Regions from separate parts of the Homo sapiens genome. Here regions 2 and 3 are each linked to region 1. Evidence: chromatin loops called from intact Hi-C (ENCODE). Cell type or tissue: PC-3. All regions are shown on one strand. Links, peaks and the distances in the headings refer to the core of each region. The heading gives the core; the rest is flanking DNA.

What was found. A loop is a pair of places that touch in the nucleus more often than their neighbours do. Peaks named below come from ENCODE experiments on the same cell type or tissue, not always from the same donor. Only the 100,000 strongest peaks of a DNase experiment are listed, where the experiment ranks them.
Region 2: it touches region 1 in a loop (8-fold over the local background); 2 of 110 quality-filtered maps call a loop at or near these places.
Region 3: it touches region 1 in a loop (5-fold over the local background); 6 of 110 quality-filtered maps call a loop at or near these places.

What each region holds. Positions count from the first base shown.
Region 1 is chr1:233,904,201-233,914,359 of GRCh38, reverse strand. SLC35F3 (solute carrier family 35 member F3) reads right to left here and starts at 9,684. Exons shown (of 8, transcript NM_173508.4): 1 at 9,230-9,684; 2 at 8,602-8,831. The coding sequence starts at 9,282. In PC-3, for the core only: no CTCF peak of the experiment used is centred there; a DNase peak (open chromatin) is centred at 4,999; H3K4me3 peaks cover 505 bases; H3K27ac peaks cover 2,500 bases.
Region 2 is chr1:234,104,258-234,114,416 of GRCh38, reverse strand. The region is part of intron 2 of SLC35F3 (solute carrier family 35 member F3); the gene reads right to left. Among named protein-coding and RNA genes, the nearest start is that of SLC35F3-AS1, 160 kb to the left of the region's middle. In PC-3, for the core only: no CTCF peak of the experiment used is centred there; a DNase peak (open chromatin) is centred at 5,306; H3K27ac peaks cover 1,587 bases.
Region 3 is chr1:233,983,470-233,993,628 of GRCh38, reverse strand. The region is part of intron 2 of SLC35F3 (solute carrier family 35 member F3); the gene reads right to left. Among named protein-coding and RNA genes, the nearest start is that of SLC35F3, 84 kb to the right of the region's middle. In PC-3, for the core only: no CTCF peak of the experiment used is centred there; a DNase peak (open chromatin) is centred at 4,148; H3K4me3 peaks cover 886 bases; H3K27ac peaks cover 2,500 bases.

The DNA of each region.
Region 1 (10,159 bases), core at 3,896-6,395:
CTCTCTCTGGGTTACTTGACACACCTGCCGCTGCCTTCTTTTATGTAGACTAGCTTTCTCTGCCTCTCTATCCATATGGGAGACAGACTAGCCTCCTCCACTCAATAGACCGCTCTGTCAGACTAGACCCCAACTTTCTGGTGTTAATCTCGAATTGGAGGAGAGAGGAGCTGAGTGAGTTAGCATGGATCAGGAGTCTACCCCTGGTCTAATCTACACGGCCCAGGAGGAAGATGATGTCAGTCTGGCTGCTAAGGGCCCAAACGGAGGATGTAGTACAGGGCAGTTAAGGGGTCTTGAGCTGGGAAGCCATTCCAAAGGTGCCTGCTCTGATGGTTCTCATGAAGACATGTCACGTTCTTCCCTAATTTCCTCCTCCCCTAATCCTTTAACCTTGCCTGTAGAACACATATTTGATTCCATCAATACATTTTCTGTATTTCCCTGGGCCCTGTTCATTTTTTCCACATCATTTTTAAAGTTACCAAAACTGGACAGAACACCCCAATATAAGACTGGATAATGTAAGTTCTAGGAGTGCGATTACTTGTCAGTGTTTTTAGCAGGGTTAAAGTGAAGACTGAAGAGAACCAGCAACAGAAGTCCCATTTCTTGACAGAGGAATGCAATTAGAAGTGTTTCTATGCAGGATAATTCTGGACGACCCTACAGAAATGTAGATGCTTACTTAGGAGCCATTTGTGTATGTGCCTGAGGAAACGGCCACTTAGGCCTTTAATAAGTACATTTAACAAATGTTTATTGATCGAGATACTCTGTGCACTGTGGAAGAATCACCAGAGTTCTATGTGCCAAGACCACAGTGAGGGGTGGAGACACAATAACAAGCCCTGCCCCTAGAGAGCTTTCTATCTGCAACAGCTTCAGCCACATTCTTAAACTAGTCGTGACTATGTAAAAGAAGTGACAACACTATAGGAGATGCAAGAGCACCTCCTGTAATCAGTAAAGGCTCTTGGGAGGAGGTGACACTTAGGCTGGGACCTGGATGAGGAAGGTGACAGGCATCAGATGACTGGTACTGTAATGTACTGTAGTCTGTTTCTGCTCACAAGTCCAACTTCATACACGACACTCCTGCCCCATGATGTTCTAATCAAGCGGAATTACCGTCTAGCAATAGCTGACTACATTCCCGTGCATATGTTGTCCCTTTGCTTGGAATGCAAACCTCCCCTCTATTTCTGTTGTGAATGACTCCTCCAGCTGAAGAATGAACTCACTGATATGAGAAAGGGCTCCCCAGGCACTGCAAACTGATCTTTATCACACCATATAAACACTTCAGATTTTACCTACTCCAGTAAGTAAGCTTTTAGGGCAAGGACTGTGTCTGCCATCACTAATCTCTGCATTCTGGCACAAAGTAAATGCTCAAAAGATTTGCTAAATGGATATAAAGGTGCATTAATAGATGCCAGCTGTACAGACATTGGAAGAGTCCTCCCTTTTCCATGGTTTTGCTTCCCATGGTTTCAGTTATCCTTGGTCAACTATGGTCTGAAAATACTAAAAGGAAAATTCCAGAAACAAACATATCACAAGTTTTGAATTGTGTGCCATTTTGAGTTGCATGATGAAATCTTGAACCTTCCCACTTCATCCCACCCAGGATGTGAATCATCCCTTTGTCCAGCGTATCCACGCTGTCTACGCCACCTGCTCACTACTATATAAGAAAAAATAGTGTATATTGGGTTCAGTACTATCCACAGTATCCACTGGGGGGCCTGGAATGCATTCTCCCTCCGATAAAGCGGGACTACTGTATTTCATTTAATCTTCACGACAATCCTAGAAAGTAGTTCTATTATCTCCTTTTCGTTTTTTTTGTTTGTTTGTTTCTTTGTTTGTTTGTTTTTGTGATGGAGTCTCACTCTGTCGCCCAGGATGGAGTGCAGTGGCACGATCTCGGCTCACTGCAACCTCCGCCTCCCGGATTCAAGCAATTCTCTGCCTCAGCCTCCCGAGAAGCTGGGATTACAGGTGCCCACCACCATGCCGGTCTAATTTTTGTATTTTTAGTAGAGACGGGGTTTCACCATCTTGGCCAGGCTGGTATTGAACTCCTGACCTCGTGATTCACCCGCCTTGGCCTCCCAAAGCATTGAGATTACAGGCATGAGCCACCGCGCACGGCGAAACTAGAGGCTCATAGCAGTGAACTTGTCATATAGCTATGAAGCTGGGATGTGAATTCTATTTCCTCTGCTCCTCCAGACATTAAAAAAACTAAGTGGACACCCCTCAGGGCTGCAGGGCCAGAGCATCCCTAACAGCTTACAGTAAAATGCTTAACAAACATCAATGGTGCATTTGCATGTGGATTTATGTTTGAATGCAACTAACCTGAATGTTTCCAGCTGCTTAAGGAAAGGACCAAGGCTCAAAGCTGGAGAGTTTTAGACTAGACTAGACTCTTTTTAATGAGATCCAGGAGGGACTTCTGAAGAGCAGGGAGAACTCTCCTTGCCCACGTCTCCCTAAAGCCTGGAAGACTTCACTTCCCTGGAGGTGAGGCCATTTCCCCATCACCACCATATGCGTACTTCAGATTTCACCTGCTCTAGTTGGAAAGCTTTTAGGGTGAGGACTGTGTCTCCCATCACTTATCTCTGTATTCTGGCACATAGTAAATGCTTTAAAAGTTTGCTAAATGAACAAATGAAAATAAAGGCACATTAATAGGCACGAGGGATTTCTAACCCCATGGCAGATGCGAAGGGTTTATAACCCCATGGCAATGATCTAAGTGAGCTGGGGTCACCTCGTTTCCTTAAAAGATAATAGTTCTGCATTTTCATTACATCAAAACTCAGAAACTATTTACTAAATTGTTAGCATATTTAAGAATAAAATTAATTCTCTGACCCAATAAAAAATGCTGTGCTCTAATGCTCAACTCACCACCCCCTCAAGCCCTCTAACTCTTTTCTTTTAAAATCTTCTCCATCTCATATTTCATATGCCAAGCTCCATTCTAGAATAAACTTTTACAACCAAATTATACATCTCTTACAAGTGGGTCATTTTTGAATTGCTGACCTGACCTTTACTATTTTAGGAGGATCAGACAGAAGTTGCTCACCATGAATTCAATGATACTATAAGTCACTGTTCCATTTAGCACCGGTATCTACGCCAGCAACATATACTCACAGTTCAGGGTGAACTAACAGGGACGCTAGGAAGACAGCCTTTCCATGAGCCCTTCCCCCTCACCTCATACAAACCCTTTACAACTTTTAAACCTGGAGAATCCTGAAACATGCAATTTCCTTGTCACCAGGTGTGTTATTCAGTGCCCTACATTTTTTCAGCTTGAACTAGAAAACCTCCACCCAGATAAGCTGGGATTTGTTCATTAACCTGCATGTTCCTGTCCCAGGTTCACGTTGCCAATAGCGGGCTGGAGTGGGCTAGAGACAGTTGGTCTTTTAAGACTGACCCTCTCTCCATTCTACAAATGACTTAAAACTCATTCCATTCACATTCTGGAAAAAAGCATTTAAATCTCAACATACCAGAACCTGTAGTGAATAATAGTTGACGTTCAACAAAGTGTATAAACCTACTCAAATGATAATTGCACTTCATGTTAAGCAATAAGCATGACCCCCTTCAAAAAAGCTATTCGTAAAATGTTTTGGGGACTTTTTACCCAGAAAAGGATTTAAGAGTTCAATATTTGAAAACATCCTTTAGGGAAACCTTTCGGAAAGGGAAACATCCTGCCCACCCTTAGAATGTCTGTGTTCTAATGCAGGTTTGTGTTGACCTGTATTTCTAGACGAAGGCACACCTGGACAGTGAGCCACCTCTTCCAGCACTTCTCTCTCTATTCTGACATACACTGACTGCTGAAAAAAGGTTTTTTAAATGAATAAATGAAAATAAAGGAGTATTCGCAGATGTTCCTTCATCCTGCAGCAGAGCCTCTATCTGGAAACTCCAAGATATGTTCCTTCAATCATTCCTGTATGGAAATGCCACCAGCTGTCCCACCCTATCAGATGCCTGGGGCTGGCTGTCTACTATACAGATTTTTCCTGGTCTTTGATTCTCCTCATCCCTTCTCTAGCCATCTCCTCCCTAATTGGTGTCCATCCCAGAGAAATGAGAAAGGAAAAGGAAGCAGAAGATATTCTAATCAGTCATTTCTCTTCTACTGGGGCAAAAGGTAGGAAAGAAAAGGAAGTTATTAAAAGAAACTGTTCAGAGTCTCCTGAATTCTAAAGCACTTCCTACAGGGTGTCAATTTATGATGATTGGTTGTGGAATCATGCCAGCTGCAGAAGGAACAGGCTCTTTCAAATCTTCAGAAGACACTTGCACTGCCAGTGGTGATGATTACTCGATCTGGCCATCCTGAAAACCTAAAAAGTGGTCCAGGAAGAAAGGTGAGGAAGGAGAGGGTCAGGAATTTGTAAGGTAGGCCTGCTTGTTTAGCATTACTGGGCAACAGAAGAGAGTTCTATTGCAGCATAAATTTGGGGGTTACCCTAAATGAGTGGGTCTCAACTAAAGGCTGCCCCCCATGGGATACTGAGTTGCTACAACTTAGGGGGCAGGGTGGTAAGCTACTGACATCTAATAGGCAGAGGTCAGAGATACTGCTAAACATCCTACAATGTACATGACAGCTCCCTACAACAAATACTTATACAGCACAAAGGGTTAATAGTGCTGAGATCAAGAAACCCTGGGCCAAACCAAAGCTTATCACCAAGAATTCTGGTCCAGTCTGTGGTTCAGGAAGCACTTGTGATGGAAGAACTAGGAAAGAGTAGAGCAATTCCACATAACAGGAAGTCAGCATAAAGAGGTAAATGATACAAATCACTACAGAGGCATATTCAAAGCTCCCTGTCCCAGAGGTCAGTATTTCGTGCAGCAGCCATCCATTCATTCAACAAATATTTATTGAGTCCCTCCTGTGGCCCAGGTGCTTTCTGGGCCCTGGATCCACTCAACAGATGATAATTTGAAGAATTCCCAGGAATACTGCCAAGTGGTTTGGTTCAAAAACATGGAATGTGGAGCTTGGAGGACTTTTGCCACTGAGAAGAGGAACTGGGCCCTTCTTACTTCCTTGTTTACAGTTTAATTCTCAGTTGAATGTTTCACAAAAGCCATCCCTTTCAGACCCAGGAGCCTTTGGGATTTTTAAAAAAGAATCCTAGGCTGGGTGCGGTGGCTCATGCCTGTAATCCCATTACTTTGGGAGGCCGAGGAGGGCAGATCACAAGATCAGGAGTTCGAGACCAGCCTGACCAACATGGTGAAACCCTGTCTCTACTAAAAATACAAAAATTAGCCGGGCATGGTGGTGGGTGCCTGTAGTCCCAGCTACTCAGGAGGAAGCTGAGGTAGGAGAATCGCTTGAACCTGTGAGGCAGAGGTTGCAGTGAGCTGAGATTGTGCCACTGCACTCTAGCCTGGGCGACAGAGCAAAACTCCTTCTAAAAAAAAATACTATTATTTGGGGAAGCTGGGCAAATTTTAAGCCAGGCACGGTGGCTCACGACTGTAATTCCAGCACTTTGGGAGGCCGAGGTGGGCAGATCATGAGATCAGGAGTTCGAGACCAGCCTGGCCAACATGGTGAAACCCCATCTTTACTAAAAATACAAAAAATTAGCCAGGCATGGTGGTGCTAGTCCCAGCTACTCAGAAGGCTGAAGCAGGAGAATCGCTTGAACCCGGGAGGTGGAAGTTGCAGTGAGCCGAGATTGCACCATTGCACTCCAGCCTGGGTGACAGAATAAGACTCTGTCAAAAAAAAAAAAAAAAAAAAAAAAAGAATCCTTTACAAAATTCTCTTGTCTAGAGCGAAACTTGCGAATCCAAATGACTGAGTTGAGAATACTGAGCAAAGGTAATTTCTGTACTGTTCACAATTACCTCATTTATCTTAACAACCCAAACAAAATCTAAAAATGAAGAGGATACAAATGAATATTGGGTCATTCAAATGGTTTCTTCTGCTACAAGGGCAAATGACTTACATCCAGAAACTTTCACTGGCAACTCCTTCAGTTAGGACACAGATAAATCACTTTGAAAGATGACTGAAAGGTGACATAATAGCTTGGAGCTTCCATAACTCACTCTGGAGATCATGAGAATTTTTTTTTTTTGTCTTTGTTTTGTTTTTTTTGTAACCATCATCTCTCCCCATTTATAGAGTACAATTACCAACCAACAAATAAAGCAACTAGGTGATACCTACAGGTAATAGATAAGCCTCTTTATTATTATCAATTGAGTAGAAATGGCAAACAGCAAAAGTTCTGCCTTAAAACCTCTTCTGGGCCGGGCGTGGTGGCTCACGCCTATAATCCCAGCACTTTGGGAGGCCAAGGTGGGTGGATAACCTGAGGTCAGGAGTTCAAGACCAGCCTGGCCAACATAGTGAAACCTCATCTCTACTAAAAATACAAAAATTAGCAGGATGTGGTGGCGCACGCCTGTAATCCCAGCTACGCAGGAGGCTGAGGCAGGAGAATCACTTGAACTCAGGAGGTGGAGGTTGCAGTGAGCCAAGATCATGCCACTGCACTCTACACTCCAGCCTGGGTGACAGAGTGAGACTCCCTCTCAAAAAACAAAGAAAAAAAAAACAAAAAGACAACCTCTTTTGCTGCATTAATACATTAATAAAACATTACCTTCTCTAAATTTAAACATTACACCTAATTAATTCACCAAAATGTCAGTTGTCACCTAAAGCGTTATAGTAACAAGGAAATACCTTGGAATAAAGAAGAATCCTCACAGGAATAGAGAGAGTGGAATGAGCTGATTTTATTCATATTTCAATGATCACTGTAGCCTTCCCTGCTACTATTTACTCTTCCAGTGAAGCCTCAGAGAGAGGCATTTAAGAATTACCTCCAGTGATGCAAGGGACTCCATTTCCACATGGCCCTTCTCTTGTCTTAATTACAAAACATGTTGTACCAAACAGTCATCACTGCTGTAAGCTCTCTGGCAAGCCCCCAAATCACAAACCTTGGTGATAACTTCCACAAAGCACATACAGCCAGTCACAAATAGATTTATAAAGATAAAACCTTTTTATGACTTCAAGCACCAAAGAGATGACTTTATGAAGGCTGTCATTTATACCACTGTCTTTTGTTATTAAGGAAGCAGAAAATGGAAATAAGAATAGAAAATTGCTATTTTCTAATAGAAATTTAGAAAGCAGAAGTAAAACTTGAGCGTTCTATCCATGCCCATAAGAAATATGGTTTCCAATGGGGTTTAATTTTTGTTATCCCATGCCCAGGGTTTTTCAACCAAAAAGAGAATTTGGCCCCTTGTCTTCCTTTTGTAATAAGCTACAATTTTAGCAGCAGAGGCAAGAGATTGGAAGAGATACAGACAATTTTTTTAAAGGCTTATACCCAATGAAACACAGTCTTTTAAAAGCAAGTTGCATGAAAACAAAACATTCAAATCCTGTTTCTTCCTGCAAATAATTTTAAACTAACCAGCTAACTGCTAGCATACCACTGACCTTTGCCTTGGACTCGCAGGTTTTAGGAATAATCTAAAGATAGACATTTTTTTTTAGTGATGAATATGATTAAATTACAAACGCCCGTTTTCCCCTTAAAGACCAATAAATAATGTTTCAATTTTAAGCAATAAAAGGTCGAAAAAAACTCAAAATCAACAAGCTATTAATCTAGTCTTTATTACAAATGAAAGACGTCAAGGCCCATTTCTCATACGGACTGAGGTGGCAAATGGCAATCTCTTATGTCAAACTACAGTGATGAGACCACCTAATTATGGTTATATTTATAGATATCTGGATTTCATCATAATCAACCTCTCTCTTGCAAAGTGAGAAAAAGAAATGTCCACCAAATTAGTCCTGGTGACATAAGATAATGTCTGTCTAATTGATCACAGCATCCTCAAAGCCATTAGCTAGGACCCACGGAAAGAAAAACATTTCAGCTTCTCCACCTGACACCAAACATTCAACTTGCAGGGACCAACACCACTATCTAGAATGATCCCTATAGAACCTCCTTACTGAAGACCGATAAAATCCAGGGGAGAAGGGCGTGAACGGCATCCAAAATGAAGACCCCAAGAATTGTCCTCTATCATCAGGGCTAGGAGATGCAAGGAAGAGTTAAAATCCTGGCTATGTAAGTCAGCATCTCCATCTGAGCCTGGTGAGACCTGACCGAGGGCCCTGTGAGACTTTCAGATCCGCGGGGAAGCCACACTGTCCGGGATACTTTGAGTTTCTGATCTGTTTCCCACGGTCTGCCACATAGGAGTGTCCTCCGTATTTGGCAGTGGAGAGATAAGGATACAGAGAGATCCTGTGTGTGGGAGAGGAAGGGGTGTAAGAGAACGCATCAGAACGCCTCAGAGGTCCAGGAGAACTCCGTCTCCGGGCCTCTTCCTCGAAGTTGCAAACCTGGGTCTGTATCAGCAGGCAGGGCGGGAGGGGGTGGCTGGACGCCTCACTGCGTGCGCTCCCCGAGGCTGCTGTGACAATGGTAAGAAGATGGACCAGTGAACGGGAAACATGACGTGAGGGGGTCTTACTTTTGCAGCTCGCTGCCCAGGGCTGGTAGCCATAGTAGCCAGTGATGCGCAGGATCCGCTCCTCGATGGACGTGAGCCCCACCGGCCCGCTGGTGAGATCCTCCACGGAGCGCGACCATTTCAGATCCTCCTTAATCGCCTCGTCCACCACCAAGTACTTGAGCTGCCGGAGCTGGGGGCTGATGTCGGACAGTCTCCGGGGGCTGACGTCCGGTGACCTCCTCATGCCACTGCGGTCGCAGGCGCCACGGGCAGGTGGGTGGGCAGGGGGAGCATGGACAGAGAGGAGGGGATTCGTGAGGAGCAGATCCCAGGGCGAGAGCAAGAGCGCGGCCGGGGCCCTCCGGGGGCGAGCGCCGCGGCAGAGCCCGCGCTCCTCCCTTCCCGCCGCCACTCACCCACTTCCCCGGGCAGCTGTCCCCAGTGCCCTATCCTGGGCGTCTCGGGGCAGTGCGGGTTGGGGCGAGTGGCGAGGGAAAGAATGACTGAAACTTCCCGAGCAGCTCCACCGCGCGCGCCGCCCTTCCCCGAGCCTCAGACTGCCCAGTGTCCCAGCTGCAAAGGGCTACCCCGGCGCTCCGGCCTCCCGCCCGCCGGCTCGCTCACCCACGCCCGGGGCGCTACTCACACGGCAATGCTCTTGCCCCTGGGTGCGCCGCTGGGAAACTCTCGAATCCCCATAGGCAAAGACAGAGTGGGACCGGCAGCTCCCAGACTTGAGGCGGAGGGGCCGCGGGCCGGAGCTCCCTGCAGCCGCTAGCCTGGGAAGACTGGAGTGCGCTGCCCACCGAGGGTCTGCGCCGCGCCGGCCGCCCCGGGCCGCTTTGTGCGCGCCCGCGCGGTCTGTACCCGAGCGCCTCCGCGGCGTGCGGCACGATGCAGGCGCGGCGGTTCAGCCCGGTGACTCCAGGCCGGCCCGCGCGCTCGCCGCAACGACCCGGCAGCCGAGGCAGCGCCGCGCCCCACGCCCGTCACCGTCGCCGCCGCCCTAGCACACCGCAGGCGTGAGTCTCGCCGCGACCGGGAGAGCCCTCCCAGCTGTGCGCTCTCGAGGCACCTGGTCGGGCGGGGAGGCGTCGGGTCGGGGCGCACAGGGGCCAGGCGGGGGCGCTGCTGCCCACTTCCCGCCTCCCGGGCGTGCGCTCCGCCCCGGAGCCCGCACCTCGCGCCCGCGCTCCGCCTGGAAGCCTTGGGGCACCGGACGCGCTCCTCCACCCTTCTCTTTTGACTCAAACCCTGCCGCTCCCAGTTCAGTACTTTTCTCTCTCTCTCTCACACTCTCTCTCTCTCTCTCTCTCTCTCTCTCTCTCTCTCTCTCTATGTATATGTCTGTCTCTCTCTTTCTCTAAATTAGCAAAACTACTTGGAAAGAAAGAAACCTGGTTCCATGCTCAGCATGCCAAGTGAATAAATGGCGTTTCATAGGCAACGCTGAGACACAAAATGTATTATCTATTACGCTGTGGGGATCTCTCAGTCAGACCTGGTCCTCAGAGAGCTTACTTTCCCACTGATGATGCAATTACGAAATCAGTTCTCTCTTCATAGATTTCCATTT
Region 2 (10,159 bases), core at 4,063-6,562, 200 kb before region 1:
TATTGGAAATGTAGTTTTATCTTCTTTCCTTTACTCACATTTGAAGGACCAAACAAGCAATCTTTTAAAAACAGCAATAACAACAAAAACTCAAGAATTAGGAGCTTTTCATAACAATTTCAGTGCACATTTTTCAAATTTGTTTTCCTTTCCCAAACTTAAGCAAAAACTCATTATCTTCTCATCAGCAATAAATACCATGATATAAATTTCCAAAGAACAGCAGAAATCTATTAATGGCATGCAGTGGTGTGCTGGAGCCAACTCATACTGGCTCATAAGACTATCGTGTGTATCTCCTTCCAAACACAGTCTGTGATGTCACACTGGTAGTTTGAAACCAGCCATAGTGGGAGCACTTACCCTGCGGAACTGGCAAATGCTGCAAATCAGGGTCCCTCTTGCCCCAGTCTCCTCCTGGAGAGCCGATTGTTAAACTCTTACCAGCACACATTGCATAAGGGAGGCAAGAGAACACTTGTATCCGAGTCTTTGCACTTTGCTGAGAAATCTCTTACGTGTCACCAAAACCTTTTCTTATTTTTTTATTTTGGAGATGGCGTTCTGCTCTTGCTGCCCAGGCTGGAGTGCAATGGCACGATCTCGGCTTGCTGCAACCTCCACCTCCCGGGTTCAAGCAATTCTCCTGCCTCAGCCTCCCGAGTAGCTGGGATTACAGACGCATGCCATCATGCCTGGCTAATTTTTGTATTTTTAGTGGAGACGGGTTTCATCATGTTGGTCAGGCTGGTCTTGAACTCCTGATCTCAGGTGATCTGCCCATCTCATCCTCCCAAAGTGCTGGGATTACAGGCGTGAGCCACCATGCTTGCCTACATGTCACCGAAATCTTAATGGTCATGAACTAAAGTCTATGAACACAAGAAAGACTTCATTTTAGGGCAGCCTATAATTAAACAATTTAATATCTTAAATCCCAATTATACCTTCCAACATTACATTTACATTTAGCAGCTTCTTCCTCCTCTAGCTTCTTTAAATTTCTCATAAATCAAGAGAAAATAAGTATTAGCCTGTAGTGAGTATGTTCAGAGCTTACTTTATGAAACAGTTTTCCTGGAATGCAAACAAAAAACAAATGCTTAAGGGATCTCCAGACAACTGCCAGGTTTCTCCTGGCTCCATCCTGATTCTTTTATGTCCCAGGTCTAAGGCCAAGGGCTTACTTTGATGATTATGGCAATTTAGTCTGTGGTTGGACGGAGAGGACAAATGTGGAAATTATCAGGGGCTCATAAGAGTGCTTTGATTATGTCAGAAACTTTAAGCACAGCACATATATTAATAGTTATTTCTTTTCTTTCTTTTCTTTTTCTTCTTCTTTTTTTAAAATGGGGATGAGGTTTTGCTCTTTTGCCCAGGCTGGTCTCGAACTCCTGGGCTCATTGGTCTCAAACTACTGGGCTTGAGCGATCTTTTCACCTCAGCCTCCTGAGTAGCTGGGACTACAGGCATATGCCACCATGCCCAGCCTCAAGTAAAAGTTATTTCTGAAACCGGTCATTAAGAATGTGAATTATAGGCCGGGCACGGTGGCTCACGCCTGTAATCCCAGCACTTTGGGAGGCCGAGGAGGGTGGATCATGAGGTCAGGAGATCGAGACCTTCCTGGCTAACAGGTGAAACCCTGTCTCTACTAAAAATGCAAAAAAAAAAAAAAAAAAAAAAAAAAATTAGCTGGGCATGGTGGCGGACGCCTGTAGTCCCAGCTACTCTGGAGGCTGAGGAAGGAGAATGGGGTGAACCCAGGAGGCGGAGCTTGCAGCGAGCCGAGATAGCGGCACTGCACTCCAGCCTGGGTGACAGAGTGAGACTCTGTCTCAAAAAAAAAAAAAAAAAGAGTGTGAATTATAAACTTCACAAAAGATTGGGTAAAATTTCCAAACACAATACAAGACAATAACTATTTGGGATTACTTTTGGAAATACGGGGTAGAAGATAAACTCTGATATGAGTCACATGAGAGAAAAGGACAGCAAGGTGTTCTGTGCATTGTTATAGGGAAAGTATGTGTCTAAGCACAGATTTTTTTGTTTTGTTTGTGACAGGTTCTCATTCCATCACCCATGCTGGAGTGCAGTGGTGTGATCCTGGCTCACTGCAGCCTCGAACTACTCCCAGGCTCAAGGAATCCTCCTACCTCAGCCTCCTGAGCAGCTGGGGTCACAGGCATGCACCACCATGCCTGGCTCCTTTATTTTCTTTTTTATTTTTATTTTTTTGTAAAGACGAAGTCTCACTGCCCAGGCTAGTCTTGAACTCCTGGGCTCAAGTGATCCTCCTGCCACTGCCTCCCAAAGTGCTGGGTTTACAGGCATGAGCCACTGCACCTGGTCTAAGCACTGAATTAACCAGCACAGCCATGGCAAGGATGAGAAAGATCTGAGGTTCTGCCGAAAGCATGGCCTGCATTTATCTCAGGCTGCTCCACTCGGAGGATGAGCTATTCTCAGGCGCTTGTCTCCCCCAGGATCCTGATGGGGACTACACAGGATACAGAAGGACAAGGCCAACCTCACCCTAAACATCTTGCTGTGTTCTGAAAGCCCCATCTCATTGTTTCTCCTATTTTTAAAAAAGTCTTCTTTTCTTTCCTTAGCATAATTCTCAGCTTTCTCCAGGCCTGAGCTCTGAGGCCGCTGTCCTGGGGAAGCTCTTCCTGTTGGCCTGGAATGTGGTACCCAGCAGCTTGGGACTGGATCGTCACTGCTGGCTGGAGTCAGCAGAGGGAGCATGGGTCACACGATGTGGCCACTGTGCTGCTGGCTCTTCAGCACGGAGTCTTCAGAAAGCACAGAGGACAACCGGGCGCAGCGGCTCACGCCTGTAATCCGAGCACTTTGGGAAGCCGAGGCGGGCGGATGACCTGAGGTCAGGAGTTCGAGACCAGCCTGGCCAGCATGGTGAGACCCCCGTCTCTACTGAAAATATGAAAATTAGCCAGGCATGGTGGTGCACACTTGTAATCCCAGCTACTCAGGAGGCTGAGGCAGGAGAATCGCTTGGACCTGGGAGGTGGAGGTTGCAGTGAGCTGAGATTGCGCCATTACACTCCAGCCTGGGCAAAAAGAGCGAAACTCCGTCTCATAAAACAAAACAAAACAAAAAATACAGGGGCCTTTTCACCAGCAAAGTCAAACAAGTCCACATGAACACAGATCAGGAGCTAGATTAAATTAATTCACTCTCTTACAAGAAAACTAAATTAAAATTTTATTTTTTTAATTAAATAATTAAAAATTAAATTCACTCTCTTACAAGAAAATCCAATGGATTTCTTTCCTCTGATTATAAAACAAATGTTTACCTTATTTCTCATCTTAAACTTTTCTGTTTCCCATTTCCTATAACAATGTTCTAAAATCTCACCGTCTAGAGATAGCCACTATGAACTTAATAAAGCTTATACTAGATTTTTCACATAATTACAAAAATAAGAGTCTTCTCATCTTTTAAAATTTTGTTTTATGGGGCTACACAATTCCATAATGTGGATCCACCTTAACAGACTTACTTGACATCCTATTTGGAGTGTTTAAAATTTTTGTCATTTTATAGCAAAAGATTTTTCTGTAGTTTGTATTATTTTCTCAAGACCAGTTGCTAGAAGTGAATTATTGTGTCTGAGGGTATAAGATCTATCTGGCTAAAAACCCTTCCAAATTTACATTCCCATCAGCTGTGGATGAAACTGTCTTCCATAGCATCCTGGCTAGCACTGTAATTCTAATTGTGTTATTTGTCCAAAAAATGGAATATGGTTATTGTGTTTTGCATTCTTTTGCTTACTAAAAAGATTGGCTGTATTGTATGGTTTTCTTCATGCATTAATTGTATATGTATTTAAAACACAATTTTATCCATCTGTCCACTCATTCAGCAAATGTTTATTGAACACCTACTGTGTATAAGACACTGTGCTAAAACCACACACATTATCCTGAACCAAAATCTTAATGGCCTCTGCCGCAGGACACCATCCCTTCCTGGCTCTGCCATTCCAGTTAGTGCCTCCTGTCGGCTGATTTGAGAACCGGTGTGAGTGTCATTGCCATCTTCCATCAATTGACACATTCTAGGAAATTCACCTTGAAAATGTCTCTAAGTGTCATCCCCTTTTTTTATTTCCACAACCACTAACTCTTATCCAGGCATCCAAGAGCTCTTGCAAGGAATATAGGATCTGAAGTGATCTTCCTCCTCCGTATTCAACCTACAAACTGATGCTGGAGCAGTCTACCTTTCCTCTGATCAGAAACCTTCCCTTTTCTCCACCTTCTCAATTCTCTAGCTTGAGCTCCAGGGTCTTTGCGCTTCTGGGCCCATCTTACCTGTCCTTCGCTTTCCATCCTTCACTTTCCTAGTCATACTATCCTTCACTTTCCGTCCTTCACTTTCCTAGTCATACCATAGCCCTGCCAACCAGAGCTAGTTGCTGTTCTCTAAACAGGTGCTACATTTTCTGGCAGCTGTGCCCCTGGCCATGGCATCTCGCCACACCCATCTTCAAAGCCCAGCTCAAATGCCTCCTTCTCTAAGAAAGTATCCCTATTACTGTGGGCCAGATCCTCCTGACTTCAGAGCCCAGGTGGCATCCACTGCGCCCTCTCTGGAACACCCAGAGCATGGTCCACTCCTTCCAGTGGCCGTCACCTCTTTGTCCTCCCCCTCTCCCTACCATCTTTGAGATCAGACAGTACGAGCTCACTTTTGCATCCTGTTGCCTAGAACAGTCCTAGCACACAGTAGTCCCTCCCTAAGTGTTCACTGAATTGAAGAATGAATGAGGACATACATATTATAGATAAATAAAGGTGCTAGCAACCATGTGGAGGAGTCAATGTGTAAGAAGGAAGTCAACCGCACAGAGAAACAGTGATGAGATGGAAAGGGAGACTCCTAAAAACATTCAAGGTGGGTTCTCTGGGGTTTCCTCCCTCCAACCATGAGGAGATGAGCTGCCTATGGCTTTAGGATGCATCTGCTTCCACCTTCTTTCATGTGCCTCTTCTTTGAGACTCTCATCTTCACTTGACACACATTTAACCTACAGGCTAGGCTCTAAAGCAAAAATTCTAGAAATGGCCTCCGTGTTCCTAGCCTTTCTCTAAAATTCCTTCCTGCCCTAAAACTATGAAGAAAGAAATCTTTAGCAGGGAGTGTTACTTTCTTTCACAAGCCTCTAGGCAATGTGAAAATTTCTTGAGCCTGGCCTCCACCCACTGGTGGCTTGACTCACTCTTACTGCAAACAATGCACACATAAAGAAGACTGCTCACAGCAGCTCTCCTTCTGCAAAACAAAACGCCTCAGTGTGTGGGGCTGCCTATCAGGATGGTCAGAGCAGAATGACTTTCACAAGTAGAATACTCCACTCCCTGAGATTGGTGGCAGGCATTTCAAACACTTCCAGAGCAGGAGACACTCTGAGGCCACTTGCCACCTGAAATAAAGTCCATAAATGATCAGAACGACTGTGTCCAGACATCTGGTAATGGCTATAGCAATTGCTTGTGGAGATTTATACCTGGGCTATGAGAGAAACATATTTAAAGAAATCAAAAAAGATATATATATATCTTTTATATATATATAAATATATATATCTTTTATATATAAAAGATATATATATTTATATATATCTTTTATATATAAAAGATATATATATTTATATATATCTTTTATATATATAATATATATTTTATATATAAAAATATATATATCTTTTATATATATAAATATATGTATCTTTTATATATAAATATATATATCTTTTATATATAAATATATATCTTTTATATGTATATCTTTTATATATATAAATAATATATATCTTTTATATATAAATAATATATATCTTTTATATATAAATAATATATATCATTTATATATATAAATAATATATATCTTTTATATATATATCTTTTATATATATAAATAATATATATCTTTTATATATATCTTTTATATATAAATAATATATATCATATATATAAATATATATCTTTTATATATATAAATAATATATATCATATATATAAATATATATCTTTTATATATATAAATAATATATATCTTTTATATATATAAATATATATCTTTATATATAAATAATATATATCTTTTATATATATAAATATATATATCTTTTATATATATAAATATATATATCTTTTATATATATAAATATATATATCTTTTATATATATATCTCACTTCCATTTGAAACAGGGTATCGCTATGTTGCACAAGGTTGGTCACTATATTTTTAATGGAAGATTGGGAATAACAGCCATTTCTGTGGCTTGTTTCAGTAAATGCTAGCACTTAAGCAGTGCTTTTTTTTCCTTAGGGGGCTTATGCTTATCATTACCCGTCATTCATACTTGGAAGACAAATAAAGAATTACAGACATAGCTGACTGCTAATAGTTCTGTGAGGCTAGTGCCCAAGTAAGCAAGTCAGGTTTTCCAAATAATACATAGAGGGAAAACAAAGGGAGTTGCTCAGTCAGTCTAACCATGTTTTTCTATAAAGTGTACTTTGAGTGCTTCCATTAATAAAAGAATGGAAGGCAAACAGATTTATTGTTTACCTCCTGTGTACCAGGGCCTCTGCGAGCTGTCTTTTAATGCTTTCTCATTTGATTTGTAAAACTTCTTTTATAGCTGAGGAAACCAAGGCTCAGAGAATGTAGATAAATGGACTGAAGCCATTTAGTTAGAAATGCCAGGAGCTGGGTAAATAGAGCCAGGAGCTCTATGTAAATAGAAGGTCTGTGTCCTTTCTGCTTTAGGGTGCTTCATCTAGTAGTCATACACATGATAGTGAACTAGTCATGATGCTCTCCACTGTAGGTACTATAATAGCTGAAGTGGTAGATTAAATTACTGGTGCCAATTCTTTACTCCCCGGTAATAGCAACCCTGCTGGCACCTTGATCTTGGACTTCCAGCCTCCAGAATCATGAAGAAATTAAAGTCTATTGCTTAACATAATAGCTGAAATGGTAGATTAAATTACTGGTGCCAATTCTTCACTCCCCTGTTATGGGATTATACAGCCACACCTTTTGTCACTTAACTTTGCAATACCTTCCCCACTGCAGGTGGAGTATACTTTTCCAACCCATTAAAATGGTTGTTTGGCCATTGACTTGCTTTGTCATAAGAACAAGCCCAGGGTGGGTAGCTCTTGGTCCCAGGAATTTGGGAGGCAAGTGGCACCACCTGAAGCCTAAACCATAGCCTAGAGCCCTGCCCAGGTGACTGTGGCCTGATGCAGAGGTGCTCAGCTCGGCTCAGTAGAGACCTCCCAACCTGCAGACCCACATACTAGAGAATGTTTTTGTTGTTGTAAGACACTGAGATTTTGAGTTTGGTTGTTACATAACATTATTGTGTTAATATTGCCAATGGAGATGATTAAAAAGTGACTTAAACAATTTTATAAATGACAAGAAGGATGGAGGATGGTAGCTCCAGGGTTGGTTTGGTGGATCCTTATTGTTATCAAAGACCAATGTTCTTCATTCTGCCACTTGGCCGTCCTCTGTGTCTCAGCAAAGTTCCCCCTCATGGAACCCTGTTGGTTGCAATAGCTCCATACATTGTATCTTCAAATGACAACATTTCAAGGAGAAAGTAAAGGGGCAGGTGCTATGGACTGAATTGTCTCTCCCTCCCCACAATTCATATATTGAAGCCTTAACCCTCAATGTGAATGTGTTTGAAGAAAGGGCCTTTAAAAAGGTGGTTAAGATTAAGTGAGGTCACTGAGATGGGGCCCTATCTAATAGCACTAGTGTTCTTATAAAAAGAGGAAGACACTAGAGCTGGCTCTGTGTGTGCATGGAGGAAACGCCATGTGAGGATACAGCAAGGAGGTGCTGTCTGCAGTCCAAAGAGAGAGGCCTCACCAGAAGGCAAACCTGCTGGCACCCTGATCTTGGTCTTCCAGCCTCCAGAATTGTGAAGACATAAAGGTGTGTTGTTTAAACCACCTAGCCTGTGATCTTTTCTCATGGCAGCCTGAGCAGACTAAGACAGAAGGGTAAAGGAGCTTCTTTTGTATTGCTCTTTCTTTCTTTTATCATGGAAGAAATCCTTCCCAGAAGTCCCCAGCAGACACTTACCCTTGGCTTGTTGCCCAGAACTGGGCCACATGACCACTCTAGACCAATAGCTGGCAAAGAAGAATGGGATTGCCAGCATTGGCATAGACCAATCATGGTGAACTACCTTGGACTGGGAACAATGCCACCCAAACAAATTTCGGGAGTATGTCCTTCAGAATAAGCCATAATAAACCGTAGTCATAAATTTCAGTGGCTCACAAGAACAAAGGCTTGTCTCACACTCACAGGGCATGTCTGCTGTGGGTTGGCTGCAGCTCTGCCCTACAGTTTCTTTGCTCTGACATCCGGAATAATAGAACATCTCTAACTGGAACGTGGCTGATATTGTAGTTGAGGGAAAAGGGAACAGGATCAGCTACGAGCTGGCTCTATAGCTTCTACCCAGAAGTAACATGCCTCATCTCCATTTACGTTTTATTAGCTGGGTAAATCTCTTGTCCAGTCCCGATAGCAATGGGGCAGGGAAGGACAATACTCCTCCAGGGAGGGAAACTGAGCTTTGTGAACATCAATACAATCAGTTTGCCTTTCTGATGACAAATATTCTCTTCTCTTCCTATATACAGAGTACTTTCATTTCCTTTGGAAAAGAGACAACCCAATGATTCCATTCAGTTACTGTCCAGCTCAAAGTCCAAGAGTCTCTGAGTGGTGCCTAGTAGGATCTTGCAAGAGGTGCAGACATGGCTCCTCTTTCTTTGGAGGCTGTCCCTTACCAGCCACTCCTCAAACCCAATATGCAATGGTGAATACCTGCTGGATAGGAATAGGATATCTGCAACAAAGCCCCATCTGAAAGAGAAACAACTGGATATACAGAACACCTATTGACCCATAGGGATTCTGAAGTCCCACTAAGCAGATACATGGAGAGCCCCTGCCCTGGGGACAGAAGGTCTTCTTTGATGAGGTCCTAGTCTCACTTCTTGGGAGCAGCTTCCCCAGTCAATTGTTCATCTTGATCATTGACTCCATTCTCTGGGAGGTCCTTCTTTCCCCAGTTATCCTCCTTGGACAAATCAGAAAGAGAATTGGAGAATATTCCTTTTCGTGGGAACTGAAGCACAATCTCTCAAGGCCTTCTTCCTACTCAAAGAGGGTTGGAGCCCAAAGGTTTTTTTTTTTTTTTTTTAACGGAGTCTCACATTGTCGCCCAGGCCAGAGTGCAGTGGCACGATCTCGGCTGACTGCAAGCTTTGCCTCCCCGGTTCACGCCATTCTCCTGCCTCAGCCTCCAGAGTAGCTGGGACTACAGGTGCCCGCCACCACGCCCAGCTAATTTTGTATTTTTAGTAGAGACGGGGTTTCACCATGTTGGCCAGGCTGGTCTCAAACACCTGACCCCGTGATCCGCCTGCCTCGGCCTCCCAAAGTGCTGGGATTACAGGCATAAGCCACCGTGCCCAGCCACAAAGATTGTTTTAAATCTCAAATGACACAGTCTGCTTTCATCCAAACTGGTGGGCCATTTGTCATTATCACTCTCATAAAATTAAATCATATTTGTACTAATTTGTTTTCAGTCAGTTCCATAGGCCTTTAACCACAACTACATTTTTTGAGATGCACCACTCTTTCTAGACTTAGGCAATTGTATTTTGAGTCTATCCTTGGTACAACTATATCTTTAGCTCCTTTTCTTGGACCATTTTACCTGAAAGAAAATATTTGCTACAGGTCATCTTAATGAATTCAGATGTTTCAAGAAAAAGCATTATAGCCATGCCATTGATGTGGCTCTTAGCACAAGGGTGACTTGTAATTGGCTGTTGTCATTTAAAGGCCTACTCAGTGTAATCTTTTATCTTTTGCATCTTTTAATCATGCAGGTCTCTGAACTTCTAGACATTCTCTATTCCCTTTCAACAGGGCTGATTTTTCTTTCTTTATAGTTTTTTTTCTTATACCTTGCTACCTATATTCAAGAGCAACCAAATCTTGCTATGAACATTATATTTTCCCAGTTTTTTACTTGAAGCTATAGACACTTTAGTGACATT
Region 3 (10,159 bases), core at 3,011-5,510, 80 kb before region 1:
AATGGCCTGGATCTCTGCTTCCTCAGCTGTAAAATGAGGGTATTAGAGCAGAGAGCCCCTCAATGGGCCCTTAGCACTGAAGGTCTTTGATTACCTAAGAAAGGCTAGTTGTATGAGAAAAATTTATTATATGATGCCCTTCAGATTTAAAAGAGAATTTTGATGAATCTATCATAAAGAAAGCTGTGAGTTTTAGCTAGTGAGCTGGGGCTTCCAAGCAAGTTTCTCACGAGGTTAAGGAAGTTAGATCTTCCCATTCAGCATATCGCTTTCTCTTCCAAGGGTGAGTTCTACTTCCCTGGACCACCAGCCCAGCAAAACTGACCATCTCATGCTCACTGAGAGCTCAGTAAAAATGTTTGGTCCAGTCACGGTGGCTCACATCTGTAATCCCAGTACTTTGGGAGGCTGAGTTGGGTGGATCACTTGAGGTCAGGAGTTCGAGACCAGCCTGGCTAACATGGTGAAACCCCGTCTCTACTAAAAATATAAAATTAGCCGGGCACGGTGGACAGCTAATTGTACCCTCTGGATTTTTTTTTCTTCCATGGAAGTCAGTTTGAAGAGCAACATGAAGAGCAAAGGGAGCATTAGGCAAGGCACGGGCATTTCAAGTACATTCAAATGACAAAGTGTATTTGGGAAGCATCTACAGCACAGAGGGTAAGCATTTGTGGGAGATGATTTTTGGGAGCTGCCACAGGGGCCCAGACAGGCTGCCCTCCCACTTTCCCTTTCAGACAGGCTGCCCTCCCACTTTCCATTTCTGTTTTCTCTCCTTTGCTTCACATCTCACTCCAGATGCCCTCTCTTTTCTAAGATGCTCTTGTAATAATCCCTGTCCCTGCTACATTCCCCATCGAGATGAACTCTTGTAAGAATCATTGTATATTTGGATTGTTAACAATGGTGCTATGGTTTGGATATAGTGTGTTTGTCTCACCAAAACTCATGTTGAAATTTGATCCCCAGTGTGATGGCATTGAGAACTGGGCTTAGTGAAAAGTGTTTGGGTCATAGGACAGACCCCTCATGAATGGTTTGGTGCTATTCTCGAGGTAGTGAGTGAGTTCTCTCTTTTGCAAGACTGCATTAGTTCTCATGGGAACAGATTAGTTCCTAAGAGAGTGGGTTGTTACAGAGCCAGGACACCCCTCAATATTTCCACCCTTGACATGTGTCCACTTCCCCGTCGACCTTCTCTGAGATGATGTGATGCAGCAAGAAAGGCCTTGCCAAAAGTCAGGGCCACGCTCTTGAACTTCCCTGCCTGCAAGATTATGAGCTACATAAACCTCTTTATAAGTTACCCAGCTTGAGGTGTTCTTAATACCAACACAGAAATGGACTAAGACAGATGGGTTCCTTTACCAGATAAAATAGCATTCACTTATTGTATTTATTTAGTGTGATGGGGCAAACAGATCTCAAAATAAATGAACAGAGGGGGTGTCCCTCCTGCCCTTTGCCCACCAATCCCACCCTCTCACATTCTTGTCCAGAGAGCACCACGGCCGTCTGGGATTGGAAGGTTGCTCACCATCGTGTGGGTTGGGTGTCTGCTTCTATTCTCCAACTGACCTTACAAATTCCTGCATTTACTCGCCACAATGTTCCCATTTCTTATCAATGCAATGGAGGCTTGAGCAATTATCCATTAAATATTTCAAGAGAAGTTCTTTTTCTTTGTGTTAGGAAAATTCACAGGCTTATGTTTTCATTTTGTTTTATTCAACTTGATTTTGGGGTATTTCATAAAAATATGTAATATGCAGGTAATAATATAAAATTAAATAAACAGGCAAAATAATGATGATGCTGATGATGATGATGAAAAGTAGCTGGAGGCAAAACTTAGTCCTCTAAATGCATGAAAGGTACCTTTGAAGTTGCAAAATACAGACTATGTTAGTTGTTGAGCTTCCTGGTAGCCAGAACAAAAAAGAGACACTAATTAGCTAAAATACTTGTAGTGGTCATAAGTAAAAAACAAATTAGGGTAAGTTTTCCTTAACACTATAGCACAAGGGGCCCAATGAGCTGGCAAAGTTCATCGCTTTTGGACAGGAGAGAGTAATCCAAGAACAAAGGAGGAATTGAACACTCTCTAAGTCTGAATCAGCAGCCAGGTAATTGTACCCTCTAGTTTTTTTTCTTTTTTCTTTATTTTTCTTTTCTTTTTCTTTTTTTTTCTTCCATGGAAGTTAGTTTGCAGGATCTGATGAGCTAAGTATTCCCAACATGAAGAGCAAAGGGAGCATTAGGCAAGGCACGGGCGTTTCAAGAACATTCAAATCACAAAGTGTATTTGGGAAGCATCTACAGCACAGAGGGTAAGCATTTGTGGGAGATGATTTTTGGAAGCTGCCACAGGGGCCCAGACAGGCTGCCCTCCCACTTTCCCTTTCTGTCTTCACTCCCTTCTGCTCACTACAGCTGTGGCTTTCTGGAGTACTACCTGCAAGATGCTGGGGCTGTGCCAGAGGTCCAGCCTTAGGAAGAAGGGCACAGTTACTGACACCACTGCAGCGATGGAAAGCAGGACTCACTGCACATATTTGCAGTCTCTCTTTAGAAGATTTACCAGGAACATCATTTTAATAAAAGAGGGGCCTTGGAGAGTTCACAATGCTCACTTCTGAAAGGATGTGGAATACAGATGTTCCCTTCTATTACATAAGGGCAGATTTGCAGGCTGCATCACCATCATCACTGTCAACAGAATCTTCATTATCATTTCATACATACCTTTACAACAGATGCCAATTATTTTGCAGTTACTATTTTCTAGGCATTTAATTAAACAGTTTACACATATTGTATATATTTTTTGATGCTTGAGTATTTTTTCAGCTTTACGGATGTGTAATTGACACATTTTAAAATGTGAGTATTCAAGGTATGCAATGTAATGTTTTGATATGTGCACACATTGTAAAATGATTACTGCAATCAAGTCAATTCACATATCCATCACCTCACAGAGTTACCTTTGTGTGTGTGTGTATGGCGAGAATACCTAAGATCTACTCCCTTAGCAAAATCCAAGAATGCAATACATTGCTATTAAGTACAGTCACCATGCTGTACATTAGGTCTCTAGAAGTTACTGATTTTACAACTCAAAGTGAGTACCCTTTGACTAACTTCGTCCCATTTTTTCCACCCCCTGAATATTATTTAAGTAAAGAAACAATGGAAAAAATAGAAAATTGGATGTGAATTTTCCCATGTTCACATTGCTAATAAGTAACAAAGCTGAGCTTAGAATCAAGGTCAGTCTACTCTAAATCCTTGGCTGTAAACTCAGTCTTTGTGTTTTATTAAATTCATACACTCCAAACACTAAAATAAAACTTGAGCATGCACTTCTAGTATATGTGAGTCACTTTTACGTAAATTATGTATTAATGAATAAATACTATTATGTCCATTGTGAAACCGCTAAAACATATATTTTAAAGGATGAAAAACCTAAAGAGGAAATAAAATAATATTTAAATTTTTTCTTTATTACTAGTACAATCTTCTGCTATCACTAATATTATGAATAACACATCATTATTTTTTAAAACCTTGGTTTGCTAGTTTATGATACAGTGATCCAAAGATCTGAATGTAACTTAAGTTTCCTTTGACACAGATACTCACGACTAAAAAATATTCTATACAAAGACATGGGGATCAAAATGCAATATGTATATCTGAGTTTCTTATTAAATAACGATAATCATTTTTTTCAATCTCATCCACCAATTAGTCAAAGATTTTTGTGATAGCCCAGCTAGTAAATTTCAAATTTTCTTGAACTCAGGTGCAAACTAATCAGAAGGTCAGATATTTATATATGTTTCATGAATGGATTCAAAACCTACTAAAGCTCTTCATTTCAGGAATATCTTTAAACTGGTTACAAAATTTGTTTCTAATTTCTGAAAAAGAGTTTAGGTATGAGTTTTAACATGTAGCATTTTTTTCAGTGAAAATATTCATATAATACTAGAAATATTTTAAAACATGTAGTTTCAAAATGTTCTCTATGAATCACCAGTTCCTTTTAAAAATACGTTATTTTCTCACTCATGAAAACATCACCTTTCCCTTTATTGGATAGAATCTGTTTGTTTCTTTGTGTGTAATATTTGCTTAGTACCACATTCTGACAGCCTCTGTTGTAACAGAGAAGGCCACAGCTTATATTGCTTGACTTTTTGCAAAAGAAAAACATAAATGTATAACATCCTTAAGGTCAACATTTCTGAGGATTTTGCTATAATACAAACAGAAAATTTCATTATGAAACAAAAAAGTTTTCATAGAAATTCTCTGTCATTATAAAGCTTAGTAAATATTGCATTATTTTAGTATTGTTGTAATGAAACTAGCCAGATCAAGCTAACTTGGAGCACTATCAAAGGGTGATGTATTTAAACATTCTGAAAGAGAATGCGTGCAGCCCCACTGTCCAGCTTGCTATGTCAGGGAGTTCCCTATACTCCTCTGGTACCAGGAAGTCCTGGGCACTATGTGTAATCTGTGACCATCTTGACAAATGGATCAATCCAGCATCAAACATGAAAAATTAGAATATTAACAGTGTGAATCTAAATTCTTTATATTTTTGGATTAAAATATACATGGAAATTTAATAGTTTTCTAATGTCAGTGGATCATCTGTCCATTCTTGGAGAACTTTGCTTTCCACCACCATGATCTGCTGCCTCTCAATCAACTCTATTGCACTGCTTTGACAATCAAATGGGCAGGAGTAGGGTTGGAATCTTCTTTTGAAACTTAAGGAGAAACATCTGGTAAGGCTTGGCAGAAGTTTTACAATTCTCTGGAAATCTCACTTAAATGATAGTAAAGGATAACGAGGACAAAACTGCACAAGAACAGAGAAAATGGGAGAAAAAGTTATAAGAGACAGAGAAGTCCATATAATTTTAGAAGTAAGCAACAGATGGACAAATGGCAGCTTACTTAGGACACCCAAAGGAAGCTGAAAGCGTGCCTGTGTGGAGGATGGAAAGAGCATGTGGAGGGTGGGAATTAAGACAGAAAGCAAGCATGTTTGAGCCACAGGACCCTCAAAGAGCTCAGACACGAATAGCACCAGGCACTTCTGAAGGCAAAGGCACAGGTGGGGTTGACAATAGGGGAACTGATAGCAAGTCTGTATCAGAAGCAGTTAGATTCTGAATATGTGTAGACAAGCAAGAGCTCTGGGATATCCACATACAATTGGCTCAACTGAAAGTAGGGAATTAAGTTCAAGTTTACATATCCAGTGGTGAGCCTCTGTCCCCATTCATTTCCCTAAAAAGTAGCAACCAGCTTCATACCTTTTAAGCAAGAGCCTGGATGATTGCTTTCTGGAGAAACACAAGAGAAAAGATTTCCAGTTACTAATATTTTGGAGTCTTTTAATGAAACCATCTGATCCCTAGACCGTGACCCTGAAATGAAGCTCACTGCTTGATAAATACCACTCGTGTTCTCAGAGCTCCCACATAGACCTTGTGTATTTCTGGCTTAAAAATGAATGAACAGTAAAAATCACAGACATGAGAGGAAATATTCTAGCATATAAAACTGAGACAAAAGCAAACAGAAACAAAATCAATGAAGAAGGCAGAAGACCACTTAAAATCTATTGCTATAATTATTAACCTTCAAGACTTTGAGGAGTGAGAAGAAACTGAAATAACAATATAAAAGAACTCATTAAAATTAAAATATGGTATCAGGAGGGAAGAAATAAATAGAAGGGTTGAAACATAAATTTGGAGAAATCTCTGTAAAAGGTAGACATTTGGAAAATATGAGATCAAATATAAGAAGATTAAAAGATTAGTCTAGGAAGTCCAACATCTGAGTAACAGGTGGTCCAGAGAGAGAGAAGAGGGAAAATGGGAGGGAATGAATGAGCAAATAAATATTATTCCCAAATCTGAGAAAACGTGAACTTTTGGACTGAGAGATTCCACCAGATAGCCAGCAAAAATCATTTTAAAAGTCACAAGGTCAAGTCATATTATTGTAAGACGTCAAAATACCAGATGCAAAATCAATATACTAAAAGCTTCCAAAGAGAAAAGATAGATCAAAATAAAAAGATGGGGAATCAAAAAAGCTTCAGACTTCTCCTTAGCAACACTGCAATATACCTAGAATAGAATGGAGAAGTACATTCAAAGTCCAGAAAGGAAATAAATTGATACTTAGAATTCCATACTCAGTAAATCTCAATCAAGAAAAGGGCAGTAGACAGGCATTTTCAAACATACAAGGTCACAAATTTGTGGCAATCTTGCATCATTTCTTTTTCTTTCTTTTTGAGATGGAGTCTCACTCTGTCTCCCAGGCTGGAGTGCAGTGGTGCGATCTTGGCTCATTGCAACCTCTGTCTCCCAGCTCAAGTGATTCTTGTGCCTCAGCCTCTGGAGTAGCTGAGATTACAGGCATGTGCCACCACGCCTGGCTAATTTTTTTTGTATTTTTGGTAGAGATGGGGTTTTATCATGTTGGCCAGGCTGGTCTCAAACTCCTGACCTCAGGTGATCCGCCTGCCTCAGCCTCTCAAAGTGCTGGGATTAAAAGCATGAGTGCTCCCAGCCTCTTGCATCATTTCTGAAGCTGCTAATGAAGGTTTTGGCTCAATAAAATCAGAAAGAACACACATACAAAAAGAAAAAATGAGGTGAGGAAACAGAGGATCCAATACAGAAAAGAACTGAAGGAAATTTCCAGGAGGATGATGAAGGAAGATCCCAGAAAGCCTGGGACGTAATCAATCCATGTTGCAGCAGAACAGAAGACTCCAAAAGGAATGTCTGCAAAGAAATAAAAAAGTGAAAGAAATAGATGATCTAGATGGTTGAACCCATCAAGGGGAGATTTTCATCTGTTGAAGGGTATGGGCTAAGTTAGGAAGATACAAATACAAAAATAAGCAAATGTTAAAATCATTCAATTAAGAACTGCAAGGGAAAAAGTTAAAGAGAAGAAATATACTCACAGTATACAAAATGCCTCAAACAGATACACATAAACATATGTATATTTTATTAGCTTGGCTATAATAGTATATAATATATAACAACATATAATACATACATATACATATATGCTATAGCCAAGCTCATAAACTGTCTAGATGTTGATGCACAAATCATGAGAGATAAATCTTTATTTTCTACATTTGGAAGCTAAACCACCATGTTAAAAATTGGAAGAATATTCAGAACAAACATTTATGAAAGCAGAAAAAAGAAGAAGAGAGTTGAATGTGGCAGCCTCACATAAGTGGGAACTTGGGGTGGAGAGAAGTTGGGTAAAACCTAAAATCCTCAAAGAATTATTTGAAAATTTTAAAAGAAAGATACATGTATTATTTTATAAAAATAAAAATTAAAAGAAATGCAAAAACAGACTAATAAGGGCAGAATGTAAGAGTAATAGCTAACATTACTGCATATATATTGTGTTTGAAGCACTCTACATGATTTAACTCATTTTCTCTTCCCAGCAATTGTATGAGCTAAGTGCTATTGTTATAATACACATTTTTAAGATCAGGGTACTAAGGTCCAAAGACCTTAAGTAAGTTGCTCAAGGGTGCACAGCTAGGAAGCAGTAAAAGCAGAATTTTAACCCACACAGCCTGGGCCCAGAGCCTTCAATCTTCAACTCTCTGTTATACTACAAAGGAAGACACTTAAAAGCTACAACAAGAACGTTTGTTTGATTAAAAGTTCATCAACCTCTGCAGGAAGTTTCTCCAGGCAGGACCAGGAACTTTCCCAAAGTCTGCACCCACATAAAGACTGGTGGACAGCTATGGTTCCAGTATTCTCTGTCTTATACTTTTGTGGATGATTTTAGCTTAGAGAATTATCCAACATGGTCATTTAAAACGTTCCAATAAAGCACCCCCAGAATGTCTAAAGAAAGGCAGATTGCTGAAAGGCTGTGCTGAAAATGTACTCTCACTAACTTACATCACGTACCAATGATTGTAATTAGAATTAGATGGAGAAAGAACTGTGTGGGTCTCAAGCGGCTCCAAGAATCAAAGTGGAATTTTTTTCTTAATGGTCACAAGACTACTGCACACTTACATGACATGTTAAGAAATTAAAGATTTAAATCAGTCTTCCATATCTCTAAATTTGGAAACAGTTGATAGATTCTTCAGCTATAGATTCAATAAAAATAAGATCAGATAAAAGCAGAAATGACTGCACAATTTATGCAATATTTAATCCATCCTACAAAAAGACTCTGCATGGAGCACAAACAGAAGCTACATGACAAGTTTTGCTCTGTTCAATTTTTCTCTTTAAACTCTACTGTGTGCTGTTTGGTAAACGCTATTATTTCAGAAGGGAGAATCTCATCTGGAATCAGAAGATATGACGACATATGCCACTGAGGGGTCTCACTGATTTTCTAGGAAAGAAACTTTGATGAATTCACAGTGAATTCTTTCTGTCCTTTAAGGGCCGTTGAGCAGACCTCACCACCAGAACATCAGCATCATTACCAGCCTTTTATATGACATTTTACACCTTGGAGATGGAGCAGGGACCCCTCTTAGGGGCACCCCCCCAACCCCTGCATGAAAATAAAGGAAAATCTTGATTTCCTTTACAGGAAATTCCAGGCACCTAGCTAGTCCTGAGAAATAAATAAGCAACTTGATGAACAAGAAGATGATAGCAGCTTAAAACAATAACCAAGGAAGCTAGAATCATGGGATGTTTGGTTTTCTTATAGAAATTAAAGATAACATCTTAACATATGTCCCTGGGTTGCTCTTCAGAATCCTAGACCCCCACCAAAGACATCCACTGGCCTGTAGACCTCAGCTAAGGGGAAACTGAGGACGCAACTCTGACTGCCATTCTTTGTTCTAAATTTCTTCCTGAGGGTCCTGGAGGGAGTCACACTCACGAGCCAGAGACAACATTCTTTTCTACTGACCCCAAATTTGTAAACAAAGCTTCTCTTCCTTAAGTGATTGCAAATCAGAAAATCTTTGAGTCTACCTCTGACCTGTAAGCCCTCACTTCAAGTCATTCCGCTCTTTCAGGCCAGAGCCAATGTGTAACCTCCACGTATTGATTTGCAATTTTGCCCGTGGCTTCTGCTTTCCTAAAACTTACCCATCCCGTTAAAAACTCTTACTTGCAAGCCATCAGGGAGGTCAGGATTGAGCATCAGCTGCCTGGTCCTCCTTGCTTGGCGCTTTGCAAAGAAACACCTTCCTTTCTACTGCTGCAAACCTCGGTGTGCATATCTGGTCCTACTCCGTGGAGTAGTGGACCCCAGTTCAGTTCTATAACACTTTCAAAATACTTGTTGCTTTTCTTGGGTTTTAGCCCAAATCTTACAGAGGCAGCAGTGCAGGAATATTCATATTGTGGTGAGCTTAGGTGAACAAAAGAGAAGAGCCGAGTAGCTTTTTGAATCCCAACATTAGGGAAGAAAATACCTTCCTGGGACCAAGCACCTATGCGCTTCATCTTGATCTAATTTCTCCTGATGAAAGCATAGAGGAGAAACATATCCTGAACAAGGCCAGAGAGGAGGGAAAACGCAGGATGTGGTTGGGGCAACAGTGACTAGCAAATCAAATGCGTTGGGTATGATAATCCTAGTTCCTGAGCTTTCCGGCATAGTCTTGATTAGAACGTTGTATCTTGGTGTCATACCATGTGGTCTTAGTTCAGTTCAGGAAGCACTGATTCCAAATCCAAAGGAAACTCACAAATGCTCAGATATGCCGCCTCATGGGGCTCTTTTATTTGCTTCTAAAATTTTGACTGAGAGAAATGGTCCCTATTTATTGCTTTTACAGTGAGAACACCAGTGGGAGATTTCACTTTAATTTGAAGTTATGTATATTGGACACTGATCATCTTAAATTCTGTTGATGAAGTGGTTTCCAAAGGAGCTAGCTGGTAATGATGGCTAGCAAGGGAAGAAGGAAATCTGCAACCTTAAACTTCGCATGCAAATTAAGAAACTGACAATAGAGGAAACACTTGGAGTAATTCTATCTGTAAAAGGTAGGATAAAAGTTAAACAGAAATCATCAAAGATATTTTTCACGTTTTATACTCTTGCCTTTTGCTATGCTTCTGTGGGGGTA